Linked DNA regions of Mus musculus: region 2 is linked to region 1. Evidence: chromatin contacts called from ENCODE Hi-C or POLR2A ChIA-PET data. All regions are on one chromosome and are shown on one strand. The core of a region is the stretch at or near the end of the contact, and the rest is flanking DNA. Distances in the headings are between cores, read along the strand shown.

Region 1 (6,997 bases), core at 2,857-5,356:
CCTGCTGGGGATGCAGCTCACTTAGTAGAGTGTTTGCCTCGGTGCATAATATCTAGGTTCAATTCCCATGGTGCCTTGGATTCAATTCCCATGGTGCCTTGGGTTCAAGTCACAGGACCACTTAACTGGGCAGAGGTGCATGGCTATGATTCCAGCACTCAAGAGAGGAGGGAGGTTCATGCTTATCCTGTACTACACATTAAATCGAAGCCAGCCTAGGCTGTAAGAGATACTGTCTCAGGGAAAAAGGGAAGGAAGCAAGGAAGGGAGGGAGGAAGGAAGGAAGGAAGGAAGGAATTAAGTGGGAGGGAATCCTACATACTTTACAAACAGAAGCAATTCAGTTTCTGTCCAATAAATTCTTTCTAATCATGTTTTCTTAAACACACACACACAGAGACATATTTATATAATATATATGGAACTCTTAAGAGGAAAATGAAGGGGTCATAACTTCAGGAAATAAATGCTTTCACATTTATGTATTAGAAATGTATTTAGTTAACCATTTCATACCTGGTATAAGGCAGATAGGATTACCTTCTCCATCTTTCTCTAAAATAAGATTGGTTAGGAAGTGCAATCCTACTGTACACTGAAGTAAGTGATGGATGCTATCTATATAATTACTATGGAGGTCAATATATCTAAGTTTATACTTTAGTCCATGAAGGGGCATCAACCCTGCAACAGGAAAAGAAATGTTTTAAGGCAAAGAAACAGCATATGAGGATAATTAGTGAAATTCTGTTACTTCTAACAAGTAATTCTAAAAATTGTAAATCACTTAATAAAAAAACATAATAATTTCAAAATCTTCTTAGACATGTAGAACATATGAAAAACCAATTTTACTTTTAAGATCCAAGTCCCTGGGATCATTCATCTCAATATTGTGTAATGTAGTAGTCACTAGTTGCTTTTATATTGAAATTAATATTTAATTAAATATCCAGTACCACTGTCAAATCTCAAGTCAACAGTCACATCTGGCTACTGGTAGCCACATGTGAGAGGGCACCAAAGTTTCCATCACATCTGCCATTCTACTGGAGCTGCCCCTTTCTATGTGAGCAGAGTGCGTAATCTTTGAAGATTAAGCAGGACCCCCCTAAAGTAGGTTTTCCTCACTGTAGCTTTTTTTTTTTTTTTTTGCTACTGATCATACTCGTCTTCATTTCTGTGTTTTACTCAGGTAATATTTTGGCAGCAACAAAAGTTTTAATAGAAGTACATCACTTAGATAAAACACTTGGTCAAAACATCATTATTCTTTGCAGTTTTCCAACAATGGGCTAAGTCCTCATAGCCTGCAAACTTTCAGCATTATAGAAATATAAACAAGTCGACTTACCACTAAGATCATTTATGTGATTATAAGACAAGTTCAGTTTAGTCAGATTAACCAGTGCTTCAAGTCCTAAAAAGGAGGGGGGAAAGTAACATAGCCTTTATAAGGTTTAAAGAAAGAAACAGCCTTGTTTCACATTGATAGTGAAATCAACGGCCATTTTTGGAGTTATTTAACTATTTAAACAGACAGTTTTATGGGAAAAAATTACATAGGTAGTTTTACCGTCAATTTTCAAAAGTTTATGATTCTTTTAATTCAACTCATTGAAAGAAAATACATAATTTTATATTTCATTTTTTTTTCTAATAAAATAACACATGTAATTGTTTACAAACCTTCCACTCTTGTGATCAAATTGCAGGACAAATTTAAAGTGCATAGCTTTGTCAGTGTGTTCAGGCCTTCAATTTGACTTATTTGATTAGATGACAGATCTAAATGTCGTAGGTTCCAAATGTGGTCAATGGATGAGATCTTGGAGATGTTATTACAATGCAAATTGATGGCATGAATGGATGAATCTAAAGATAACTCTGATATACTATAAAAGAAAATGTTGTAAAAACATATTTAAAAGGCATAACCAAACAGTTGCAATTAAGTACAATGACTATAATGAATATTTGCTCTACTCACTTTAGAAAAAAAACAATCTATCCTAGGCCCCCTTTCTTTCCTACCCAACTTGTGACCTTTTTGGTTGGATTGTTTTCATAATCAAGACCAACGTGTGCTGCCCAAACATCCTCGGATGTGCAGCCTTCTAGGCTTATCAAGGGAATATTCTTAGAGAAAACCCACCCTCTTCTGGTAGCTGAAAATGAGCAAGTTCAAGCTTTAAAGCTATTGTCTTAATTTTCAAACTCTTAAGCAGTTGGTGTATGGTTATGACAATTAAAGAGACCAAGAGTGACCTGGCATGAATCCAGATCCTATGCATGAGTTTATAACTTTCTTTACTCTCAATGATAGCTAGTTAGTCCAGAATGTAGTTTCCAAAAAACACAAAACACAAAACAAAACACCAAAAACCTTAATTATGTTTCTTGCTGGTGGAAAAGCTGAGGTCCTTTCTAACTGCAAGCTGGAATGCATTTTCTCTAAACTGAAATCATCTCTTTACTCCCACTACTACCACTTATAAATTGAGCATGCCGAGTAGAATGGTATTTCCATGGAACTACAGTGCACTGCTCAGAGATGCTAAAAGTAGTTCAGAATAGCACACACAATGTCAAGGGCATCTGTGGTAGATTTTTATGCTAGCTAGTATAAAGTTGCAGGAAACCTACTTATTGGCAGCAAGGAAACAGTTGCAAACCTCAAAACACCAATTTCTAAAGGTGTCTGAAGTATTTGCTGATTATCTGGCAATTACAGAATTATTTAGGGACAAATTTTGTGCTATTATATGCTCTTAATAGCAATCTGTTTTCTGACCTATCAGAAATCAATACTGTTGAATTTACTTGCTCACTAGTTACACTGTCAAGTTATATAATGTATCTAAAATATAAATTCCCAGAGTCATTGCTTACTAGAAGAAGAAAAACAAAACAAAACAAAACAAAAACGACCCTGCATAATTGCTGTGGTGATTAGTAATAACACATATAACATTCACATAGACATCATCCTCAAAGCGATAACCATTATTAAATATAAATGTAAGCATTCTTTTGAAAAAACCTCTTCGTTGGCAACCCTTAGATCAGGCCTGAGACTAAATTGTTTTCATTATATTATAAATACCACGGTTCTGATGGAGTAGAGCAGGCACCTCAACAAAGACAGAGAATATTGTAACAGAAATGCCTGGATCTCAGAAATAGCTAACTGGCCAGTGAAAAACAAGAGAGGGTCTAGGTTGAACTGGTAAGGCTCACAGAGTATGGAAAATCCAGGGGCCTGAAAAACCACTGAGCAGTCTCAGTAACATAAAACAGGGTCAGTAAGAGTTATATTTGGTACTTTCAACAACTGTATGGATATGTCTCTGATTGTGTCTTATGCAAAAGAACTTAAAAACGGGTGAGAACTGAGGCAAGAGATGTAAGCAGGGAGTAGAGAAGGCTTGCCTTGCTGCTTGCCCCACTTCTCAGGCTCCTGGAAGGAGACCAGGAAGAGCAACAGCTAGGGGGTGCGAAAGTGGGGGCGAGGAGAGGGGAAAGAGGAAGCTTGGGCTCAGCAGGTCCGTAAGAAAGAACCGCAGGTTGCGCTGGGTGGTGGAGAGAAAGGAACCCCGGGATCTGTGGAGAGGATGCGGAAGAACCCTGAGCTCAGCTGAGTGAGCCAGGAGGGATTCAGGGCTTGGCAGGGAGGAAGCCAGGGCAATGCTGGGAGGAGTAAGAGAAGCCCCGGGCCGTGCAGGGGGAACACAGAGAAACCCCGGGCTATGCTGGGGGACAGAGAGGAGCCCCAGACTGTGCTGGGAGGATGGGGAGGAACCCGCTTCCTGCACAAGCCCGGCTCTCCGAAGCCAGCCAACCCGAGGTCCAACCGGGTGGCGGCAGCTACCTGTGCAGGCCTTTGTCCATGAAACACACATCCCCGCAGCTGCTGTCGCCATCCTCCCGTTCGATTTCGCTACACACCGCCGCCTCCATGGTACCCGCGACGGGGAGTGGGTGTTAACCGGCGCCCAGCGCTGGGTCCCAGCTTGCTCACGCCTCCAAAAGCGGGAGCGGGGAGTGAGCAAGGGGCGGGGCGAGGACTCTAACCGCCTGCCGCACTTTCCCCGCCCTGCGCGGCCGCAAAGCAGGACAACGGCGCCGCTCAAAGAGGGCTTGACTTTTACGGCATCTGCCTTTAAAGTAAAGCCTTTCCATTTGTTGGTTTGGAATGAGTGGGCTACTGAACATTATTTATAGCCCACTGCCATATGGAGGCGTTTTTCTCAATAGTTTGCTTTTATACTTCGTGACGTGATCTTGCAGACATAGTAATGTTCCCCGTTTTTGGTCACTGAACTCCTGTTAAATCCTTAAGTATTTGTGCAATGCCTTTATTTATGTATGCTGGTCTCCCTGTGATGAGAAAAAAATGTTCAGCTTTTTAAAGAATTCGCTCAAGAGACACTCTTCAATGCCTCTGCAAAAGCAAACACTCCAAAGATACTTCACTGGGCTGTTTCAAGGTAGAGTTGGTGAGACAATGGTTTTTCCATTGTGGTATAAAATTTTTCTTTGGTAGGTGATGACAGTCATGACATAAGTTGACCCCCTTTCCCTCCCAACTGATAGACTGATCTCCTTTCAGGGACCTTATTTCCACAGTTCTTCAGAAAATCTCACAAAATGGTAGGGGATGTTCAGACTATGTTGAAAAAGATATTCTAACGATGCCAAAGAGTTTGTACACCTTTGTTAGTGCACACGTGTGGGAAAATATCCTGATGTTTTAGTTTTTTATACAGTGGGGACAACCTATCTACAGCCTCAAGGATGTGTAGCCGCCACACAAAGGCATTGCAAAGATAAGGAGACAGCCACCAAAATACAGTTTTCCTGGCTACCACATAAATAACTTGTTGGGGACAGCATACCATGACAGCGACTGCCCGCAGTAGGCCAGGATGGAGACATCTCAGTAGCCCACTGCAGCTCTTTGTAGAAAACAGTCGTTCCCACTTCTAATCTTATCCCTGAATAACAGCTGTATAGAATTCATTTGTGGGTGCCTGTCTTTCAGTTGGTCTTGGTGGGCATAATTATTCTATTATATCTGACTTTCTTATTTCTTTCTCCCTTCTGCTCTGGTGAATTCTGTGAAACTAGACGTTCCTTGATTCTTAAACAGTTAAAAATTGAGGCATAGGGACACAGCACAGCACAGTCCTAATGGTGCCTGCTGTGTGTTCTCATCTTGAAAACAATATAATAACTGAACAATGATAGTTCCAGATTAATGCTTGACTTGCAAAGAAAGTTTGAAGAAATTATTAGAAAATGAATTAGAGCCAACATTGGTATCCCAAGAAAGGAATAGTTTTTTTGAAATTATGAAATAAATTTTGCACAACATTTAAGAGTGGTTTCTGAATAAGAAAGTAAAGATACATAAAATTATATATTCGTAAACCTAAGTCAAAACACTGGGACTCTTAGGAAAGCCATTGTGTGCAATGTGCAAAAGCAGAAAGCTAGCAGAACTATTGAGTTAAGGGTTAACTTGATTCTTTCTGGCCACTGCCTGGCAGCTTTGCCCATGTCATTTATCATTAGAGCGTCACAAGAAAATGCAAGTAGCTGGCCTCATAGCTCTGAGCTCTGAAGTATAATAATTCAAAGATTAAAGGTTAAATAATGATAAGTTTACAATTATTGTTATTTTGGCTACAGGCCTGGGAATAGGGAACGCTTGAAACTTTGGGGAACAATTGTAATTCTTGATTCTTTGTGGGTGTGGTTATTCTTATGAATTTGATTTGACAATGATTATACAATGTCTTTTTTTCTATCTGCTTTTGGAGTATCAATAAAAGACTAGGGCAAGAGAAAGGCAAGAGAGCCATGAGCAGAACATGTGAAGAGTGAGTGAGGAAAGAATTCGAAATGTGTGTGAAAATGTGTGTGTGTGTGTGTGTGTGTGTGTGTGTGTGTGTGTGTGTGAAAGAAGAGTGCATGTGATGTGTGTGTGAGATGTGTGTGGAGAGTGTGTGTGTGTGAGTGAAAGGGGAATGAGTGAGGGGAGAATGTGAGATGTGTGTGGAAATGTGTGTGTGTGAGTGAAAGGGGAACGCACAGAGGTTATGTAGGAGTGTAAGAGTTTGAGGAAAGAAAAGCACACAGGAGAAAAAAGCAGAGTGTGTAAGAGAATGCAGGGTGTGTGCAACCTCAAGCTGCAAGTGGGCAAGAGAGAAAGAGAGCAGAGAGGAGAGAGGGAGAGAGGGAGAGAGGGAGAGAGGGAGAGAGGGAGAGAGGGGAGGGGAGGGGAGGGGAAGAGGAGGAGGAGGAAGAGGAGGAGGAGGAGGAGGAAGAGGAGGAGGAGGAGGAGGAGAAGGAGGAGAGAGGATAGTAACTTTAAGCCTTGAAAAATTGCCTGTCAGTTTTTACCCAAAATGTTGTCTGTGTCTATTTATTATGTGCATTCTAGATATTCCTGCTTCCAATTGAGTACACCGATCCTGTGCTGAGGCTGGACCCTGATAATAACTCATTTTGAGACTGCTCAAGTTCCTGTGATAGATCTAATAACATTATTCCTTAAAATATTTTGTTATTTTCAAAAGAGAAGTTTTGAGGCTATGGAGATGGCAAAAAAGGTTAACAATTTTTAAGTGTGGAAGCAATTAAATCTGAAATAAAAACCCAGAACACATAAAAATTGAGTCCTGTTTAGGCATGGCTTGTAACTCCAGCACTATCAGAGACAGGAGAGTCTCTGTGACATGATGGCTGCTAACCTAGCTCCAGGGAGAGACACTTTCTCAAGGACACAGCTCAAACAGTGGTAGAGTGGGACACCCAAAGTTCTCCTCTGATCTCAGGTTCATACTTGTGAACATATCTATACACAGCTATGAACATACCACACACATGCACCAAGCTCACGTTTGGATAAACACATATAAGTACATATAGAGAAAAAAAGAAACTTAAAAAAAATTAAGGTTTTATATTGACAGCTGAGGTAAAGTTCTGC
Region 2 (6,997 bases), core at 2,100-4,599, 110 kb before region 1:
CATCAGCAATAGGGAACAATTCATTCCAGTGAATGGGACCTGAAATTGAGAAGACCAAAAGGAGAGGACTAAGTAAGTTCTTCATTCAGCAAATTAAAACTGGTAGCAGCAGGCTGGGGACTCCACTTCATGGATAAAGGAAGTGCAGCACAAATGTGAAGGTGAGAGTTTGGATCCTCATTATCCATAGGAATGCCAGGTGGGTGTGGCAGCTCACTTGAAGTCCAGCATTTAGGAGGAGACTTAAGGAGTTCCACATTAGCTGGCTAGTTACACTAAGTCTGACTCTCTGAACTCCAGGCTCAGAGAGAAACAATTAAGAAGGTGATAGAGAACAGAGGGGAAGACAACCAAGGTCCATCTGGCTTCTGCACACAATAAAACATCCATACCCACAGCCACATCATCCACATCATGGGGAAAAATTAAAAATTAGTAAAAGTATGATCCTCAGGACTCTGCTCCTATTTTAACCATGACTAGTGTTTTGTGGTTATGGAAAGCACTGTGTTTGCTTTAAATTGTTATCAGAATTAAAGATGTACATTATAGGTGAAAGAATAATTACATTTCATACAGTGCTTCTCAAAGTTACCTACCTACCAAACAAGAACAGAAGTACAATTCATTGTTGCAAACAAAGAAATTCCATCTCAAAACCAAGAATGTTCCTTGGCTGCTCCAGAGGCCAAGAAGTTTAAGCAGAGGAAGAGCAGACACTGCCTGCTATTTCTGCTAGTAGTTATAGCACTGACGGATAGCCTCTAATGCCCCTCTGCTCAGCTCAGCTAACCTGAGGTACCTGTTATATGCAACTCATCTACCCAACACACACACACACACAAATCTTACACAGAGAATAATTCAAACAAAATGGCTATGCCCTGTCAAAAAATATAACATTGTTGCTCACATTGGTTTCTGGAAAAAAGCCACACCATGAACAAATGACAATATACCCTGCTTCAAAGGTATCCTGTGAATCAGATACTATGGGTCATGGCGATTTTGCATTTAAAATCCTCAGAAGACACTGTAGGATTATGAGATTATTTCTCGTCTTGCTGTGTGTATCTTTCTGCTTACAATTTTGTCTTCTTATTTAATATAGAAAATCTTTCTGTCATGACCACCACATACGAGTTATTCTACGTAATGAGCACCAGATTTCAAACATGCAATGCAGGAGTCACAACATGCAAACATTTTTGCAACAGATAAGGGGCTGCTTTCTCTTCCTAAGCCCTTCCGTCATCAATCCCTAACCCTTCTCAACCAGGCCTGTTCTTAGAGAAGTCAAATCTACCCAAAATAAAGCCACTGGGATGGATAGCCAGTTTTATCTATTCACTTGCAATATCGGGCCTCTTAAATAGACCCACCTTTGTATGTTTCCTACCACACTGGACTTTAAATTCACTTAACCATGGTTCTTAAGTGAAAGGTACATGCCTCAGTGGCTTGAGGAATTTTTGAATATCCATAGTGTTATATGATGTTTGGTGATGTCACACGGCCTAAACCTATAAAATGATCAGAGGTTAGCGGAAGAAGAAACAAACTGCTTAGGAACAGGCACCCTGTCCTGTCCAGAGCTCCAATTCCCATTCCATTTTATCACTGCCAGGCTCAGCTTAAGTTCTTTCCAGCTGTTCAGTCACTGTATTTTCAATGACTGAACAAGAAAAAGAAAAAGAAAAAAATGCTTGGTCAGTTCCCAGTACATCCCAACCGAATTCTTCCAACATAATCTCATAATCTAACTTCAAGGTGTGGTCCTCTGAAAACCACTGTTTCTGCGAGAAGAATGGTTCTGCAACTCCTAGCTAGAATGTAAACTGGGGACTGGGGAGAAGGTCCAGCAGTTAGAACACTTGATACTCTTGCCGAGCACCTGGGTTCGATTTCCCGGCCCACATGGAGGCTAAAACCAGCAGCAGTCCTTGTTGATCTAATGCCCTCTTCTAACTTCCACAACATACAAGTCAAAAATTCATAAACATATTTTTTTAAAAAAAGAATAAATCTTTTTTAAGATTTAAAAAATGAACAAGATGTAAAACAACTCCTCATTATAATGCCCTTTCTAAGTTGAAATTTTAAATTTTCTGGAGAATTTTATTGAAACCAATACTTATTCGGGTACCTATTCGGGTACAATCAGTACCTACTGGCTAACACAACCTTCTCCCTAACCACAGAGAGGGTACCACTACTGGCACCTAATAACTGCCAAATAACAACAAACAAAATGATTTCAGAGACAAAACTGAAATGTGTAAAGATTGTCTTTCAAACACACAAATTAGAAGGTAATGAAACATAAGATTGCTATTTTGGCTTAAGAAATTCATCTAAATTATAAATGTCATTCATAAAAATCTAAACTTCATCTGATGTCATTTTAAAAATAACATTAATGTCATCACGACCTCAAATAAGCTGCAATAAGAAACGAGTTTTTTTTTTCCATCCAAGAAAAGAGGATGACCACAAGTTCTGCCCAGACTAAGCTACAGAGTAAGATTCGTCTCAAAACACAAAAAGGGGGAAAATAAAATAAAAGAAGGGAAAACTTTCCGTAAACTTTCATTAAATGTACTATAGAATATTATCCAATAACGTATATGCTAATTTAAGTTTTTGATATTATTATCCACAAACTCCATTTTGAAGACTATCAGTGCTTTCCCAGTTTTTCTTTGCAATTCTTTTGAGTAATTAATTGAAGCAATCAGTTCAAACGATGAACAAGAAGAATGTCTTATCCCTAATACACTTAGGCGATGAAGAAAAGTTGCCATGCTTATCAATAAATATATTTAACACCATATTATAATTTCTATAATCGTTTGCTAAACCTTGGTCTCTGAAAGGATGGGTACGGTAGGAAAGTAAGACTGAAGAACAAGCCCCAAGTTAACTTCAAGTCAGTATGCAAATTACAAGTTACCAAGATTGCTTCAACAGCGCCTGGAAGGCGTCCCGTGACTTAGTGATCTGGGAGCTCTCGCGGCTCAGTTGTCCTTGTTTCCTTACAAATGTGTCATCTGACTTCTGACCTCTTAAGCTTTCTCGGGACAGCAGTGAGCTTTTCCAGTGAAGTTGAATGAATGCCGCCGTCCACTCTGGAGAGAGCCGGCGGGGACCAGGCCCTGACCCCCAACCCCCCCACGGGGCTCAGAGCTCCCTCAAGCCCCCATCAGCCCCCTCTGGAAGCCCGCGCTCACCGTTGTGCTCGCCGTACCCCCAGCTCAGCCTCGCCATGGTCCTCGATGGAGAGCCTGTGGCAGGGACACTGTGGACCTGTGGCAGGGCGCCCGCGCCAAGGAGCTGGGCGGGCCTGGGTGGAGGGCGGGGCCGCCCGCACCCCGAACCCGGGAACCCGAAACCCGAGGGCACGGTCGTCACCCGCAGGGGGCGCCCGAGTGGGGAAAGGGATCTGTGCTCAGCAGCCAGAAAGGTTTCCAATGGGGATTTCCTGCCTTCTGAGAAGTCCACCCCAGAAAAAGCCCTTCTGGAAATGACTCACCCAGGCAGGAGCTGCTGCTGGAGTTGGAGATCTTGTCTGGGAAATGCAGGGGACCTTGATGGAGGTGGCAGTGGTGATTACACATGCACATACATCAATGCCGATAGCTGTAATAACCACCACTTAAAATAAGAACTACTAGTTAGGAAGTGCTCACCTCCCCGGGCCAGCCCTCCCTTCCCCGACAGCTCCAGCCTTTCCATCTGCATAACTCACTTCTCTGATTCCTTTTTGCTTACTCCAGCATCTTGCAGACTTGGCCCTGCATAGAAGAAGCCAAACTTACTGGATTCTTGGTTCTTAACTCTTACTGCCATTCTGACTGTGCAAGAAGGAAGGAGTTGAGAAGAGAAGTGTGTGCGCTCCTACAGAACAGTAGAAACTCACCTTCGAAGACTGTTCTAGATATATGCCCAGGAGAGGTATTGCTGGATCCTCCGGTAGTACTATATCCAGTTTTCTGAGGAACCGCCAGACTGATTTCCAGAGTGGTTGTACAAGCCTGCAATCCCACCAACAATGGAGGAGTGTTCCTCTTTCTCCACATCCACGCCAGCATCTGCTGTCACCTGAATTTTTGATCTTAGCCATTCTGACTGGTGTGAGGTGGAATCTCAGGGTTGTTTTGATTTGCATTTCCCTGATGATTAAGGATGTTGAACATTTTTTCAGGTGCTTCTCTGCCATTCGGTATTCCTCAGGTGAGAATTCTTTGTTCAGTTCTGAGCCCCATTTTTTAATGGGGTTATTTGATTTTCTGAAGTCCACCTTCTTGAGTTCTTTATATATGTTGGATATTAGTCCCCTATCTGATTTAGGATAGGTAAAGATCCTTTCCCAATCTGTTGGTGGTCTTTTTGTCTTATTGACGGTGTCTTTTGCCTTGCAGAAACTTTGGAGTTTCATTAGGTCCCATTTGTCAATTCTCGATCTTACAGAGCAAGCCATTGCTGTTCTGTTCAGGAATTTTTCCCCTGTACCCATATCTTCAAGGCTTTTCCCCACTTTCTCCTCTATAAGTTTCAGTGTCTCTGGTTTTATGTGAAGTTCCTTGATCCATTTAGATTTGACCTTAGTACAAGGAGATAAGTATGGATCGATTCGCATTCTTCTACATGATAACAACCAGTTGTGCCAGCACCAATTGTTGAAAATGCTGTCTTTCTTCCACTGGATGGTTTTAGCTCCCTTGTCGAAGATCAAGTGACCATAGGTGTGTGGGTTCATTTCTGGGTCTTCAATTCTATTCCAGAAGATGCCCCAACTGGTAAGAAGGACACATGCTCCACTATGTTCATAGCAGCCTTATTTATAATAGCCAGAAGCTGGAAGGAACCCAGATGCCCCTCAACAGAGGAATGGATACAGAAAATGTGGTACATCTACACAATGGAGTACTACTCAGCTATTAAAAAGAATGAATTTATGAAATTCCTAGCCAAATGGATGGACCTGGAGGGCATCATCCTGAGTGAGGTAACACATTCACAAAGGAACTCACACAATATGTACTCACTGATAAGTGGATATTAGCCCAAAACCTAAGATACCCAAGATATAAGATACAATTTCCTAAACACATGAAACTCAAGAAAAATGAAGACTGAAGTGTGAACACTATGCCCCTCCTTAGAAGTGGGAACAAAACACCCTTGGAAGGAGTTACAGAGACAAAGTTTGGAGCTGAGATAAAAGGATGGACCATGTAGACACTAGCATATCCGGGGATCCATCCCATAATCAGCTTCCAAATGCTGACACCATTGCATACACTAGCAAGATTATGCTGAAAGGACCCTGATATAGCTGTCTCTTGTCAGAGTATGCCTGGGCCTAGCAAACATAGAAGTGGATGCTCACAGTCAGCTATTGGATGGATCACATGGCCCCCAATGAAGGAGCTAGAGAAAGTACCAAAGAAGCTAAAGGGATCTGCAACCCTATAGGTGGAACAACATTATGAACTAACCAGTACCCCGGAGCTCTTGACTCTAGCTGCATATGCATCAAAAGATGGCCTAGGGGGCTGGCGAGATGGCTCAGTGGGTAAGAGCAACCGACTGCTCTTCCAAAGGTCCAGAGTTCAAATCCCAGCAACCACATGGTGGCTCACAACCATCCAACAACCATCCGTAACAAGAACTGACTCCCTCTTCTGGTGTGTCTGAAGACAGCTACAGTGTACTTACATCTAATAAATAAATCTTAAAAAAAAAAAAAAAAAAAAAAAAGATGGCCTAGTCGGCCATCACTGGAAAGAGAGGCCCATTGGACACGCAAACTTTATATGCCCCAGTACAGGGGAACGCCAGGGCCATAAAAGGGGAGTGGGTGGGTAGGGGAGAGGGGGTGGGTGGCTATGGGGGACTTTTGGTATAGCATTGCAAATGTAAATGAGCGAAATACCTAATAAAAAATGGAAAAAAAAAAGAAAAAAGAAAATGTAAAAAATAAAAAAATAAAAAAAAAAAGAAGACTGTTCTAGCTACCTGAGGGTTTGAGTTGTGAACAGTTTCTAGTCCTGATTCTGGACCAACTAGTGAACAGTCCTTCTTGATGGACAAGAGCCTGCCATTAAAATATGATAAGTGATATATATATATAACCATCTCATTCTTTCCCTGCTATTGCTGCTGGAATGTGCACATTGCTGCTGCATGAAATAGGAACCCAAGTCACCGGAGACCTGGGTGGTAATCGCTGCAAAATACATACCACTAAATAATAATCCATTTAACTGTGCGTATTGACGCCACCCCCATTAGATACCCCATATCGCAGTCTGTTCCTCAGAATAAAAACATATTTTTAACAGAGTTCAGTTTTGGTAATAATTCAGCATGACATTTTTAAGAATAAAATTTAACTCACATATAAATGTATATAAATAATGTATAAAAATACTCACTTTTATCACAGAGGAATACATGTAGTTTTGCAGGCCTATTAGATCAGCAGTTGCCCTTCAAGTCTGACCACCTTAGTTCAACTTCTGAATCCACTCAGAAGTGGAGGAGAGAGTAGATTCCATGATATTGTTCTCTGACATCCAGATGTATATCCTGCTATGCAAGTACCAGCACACACACACACACACACACACACACACACACACACACACACATTAATAATAATAATAATGATAATAATAATTTCTTTTAAGGAATACATTAGGGCTGGAGAGATGACTCAATGGTTATGAGCACATTTGCTCTTTTGAGAACTGAGATTCATATCCTAGCATCCACATGGTGGCTCACAGCCGTCCATAACAATTCCAGGTGGTCTGACACCCTCTGGAACTTTGTGAGCACCAGGCACTTAATAGTAGACATACATAGATGTAGGCAAAACATTCATACACATGAAACCAATAAGTCTTAAAAAAGTTTAAAAGAACATGCATACAATACTTCCTCAGTACAAATAGTACTTTTAATAGACAGCCACATATTTTTATATAAA

What was found. Hi-C counts contacts between places; a loop is a spot of excess contacts on that map. ChIA-PET counts read pairs that join two places held with the same protein, here RNA polymerase II (POLR2A).
Region 2: a map of v-Abl transformed pro-B cells shows a loop between it and region 1 (2.2-fold over the local background). The contact joins the promoter of Car13 here to the promoter of Lrrcc1 in region 1. A Hi-C loop is called at or near these places in 1 of 37 maps with a recorded cell type or tissue (v-Abl transformed pro-B cells). POLR2A ChIA-PET finds 5 or more read pairs at or near these places in 1 of 5 experiments (embryonic stem cell).

The regions. Positions count from the first base shown.
Region 1 is chr3:14,530,897-14,537,893 of GRCm38, reverse strand. It overlaps Lrrcc1 (leucine rich repeat and coiled-coil domain containing 1), which reads right to left and starts at 4,106. Exons shown (of 19, transcript NM_001163579.1): 1 at 3,872-4,106; 2 at 1,690-1,895; 3 at 1,355-1,420; 4 at 517-684. The coding sequence starts at 3,960.
Region 2 is chr3:14,638,079-14,645,075 of GRCm38, reverse strand. Car13 (carbonic anhydrase 13) reads right to left here and starts at 3,349. Exons shown (of 7, transcript NM_024495.5): 1 at 3,231-3,349; 2 at 1-39. The coding sequence starts at 3,267.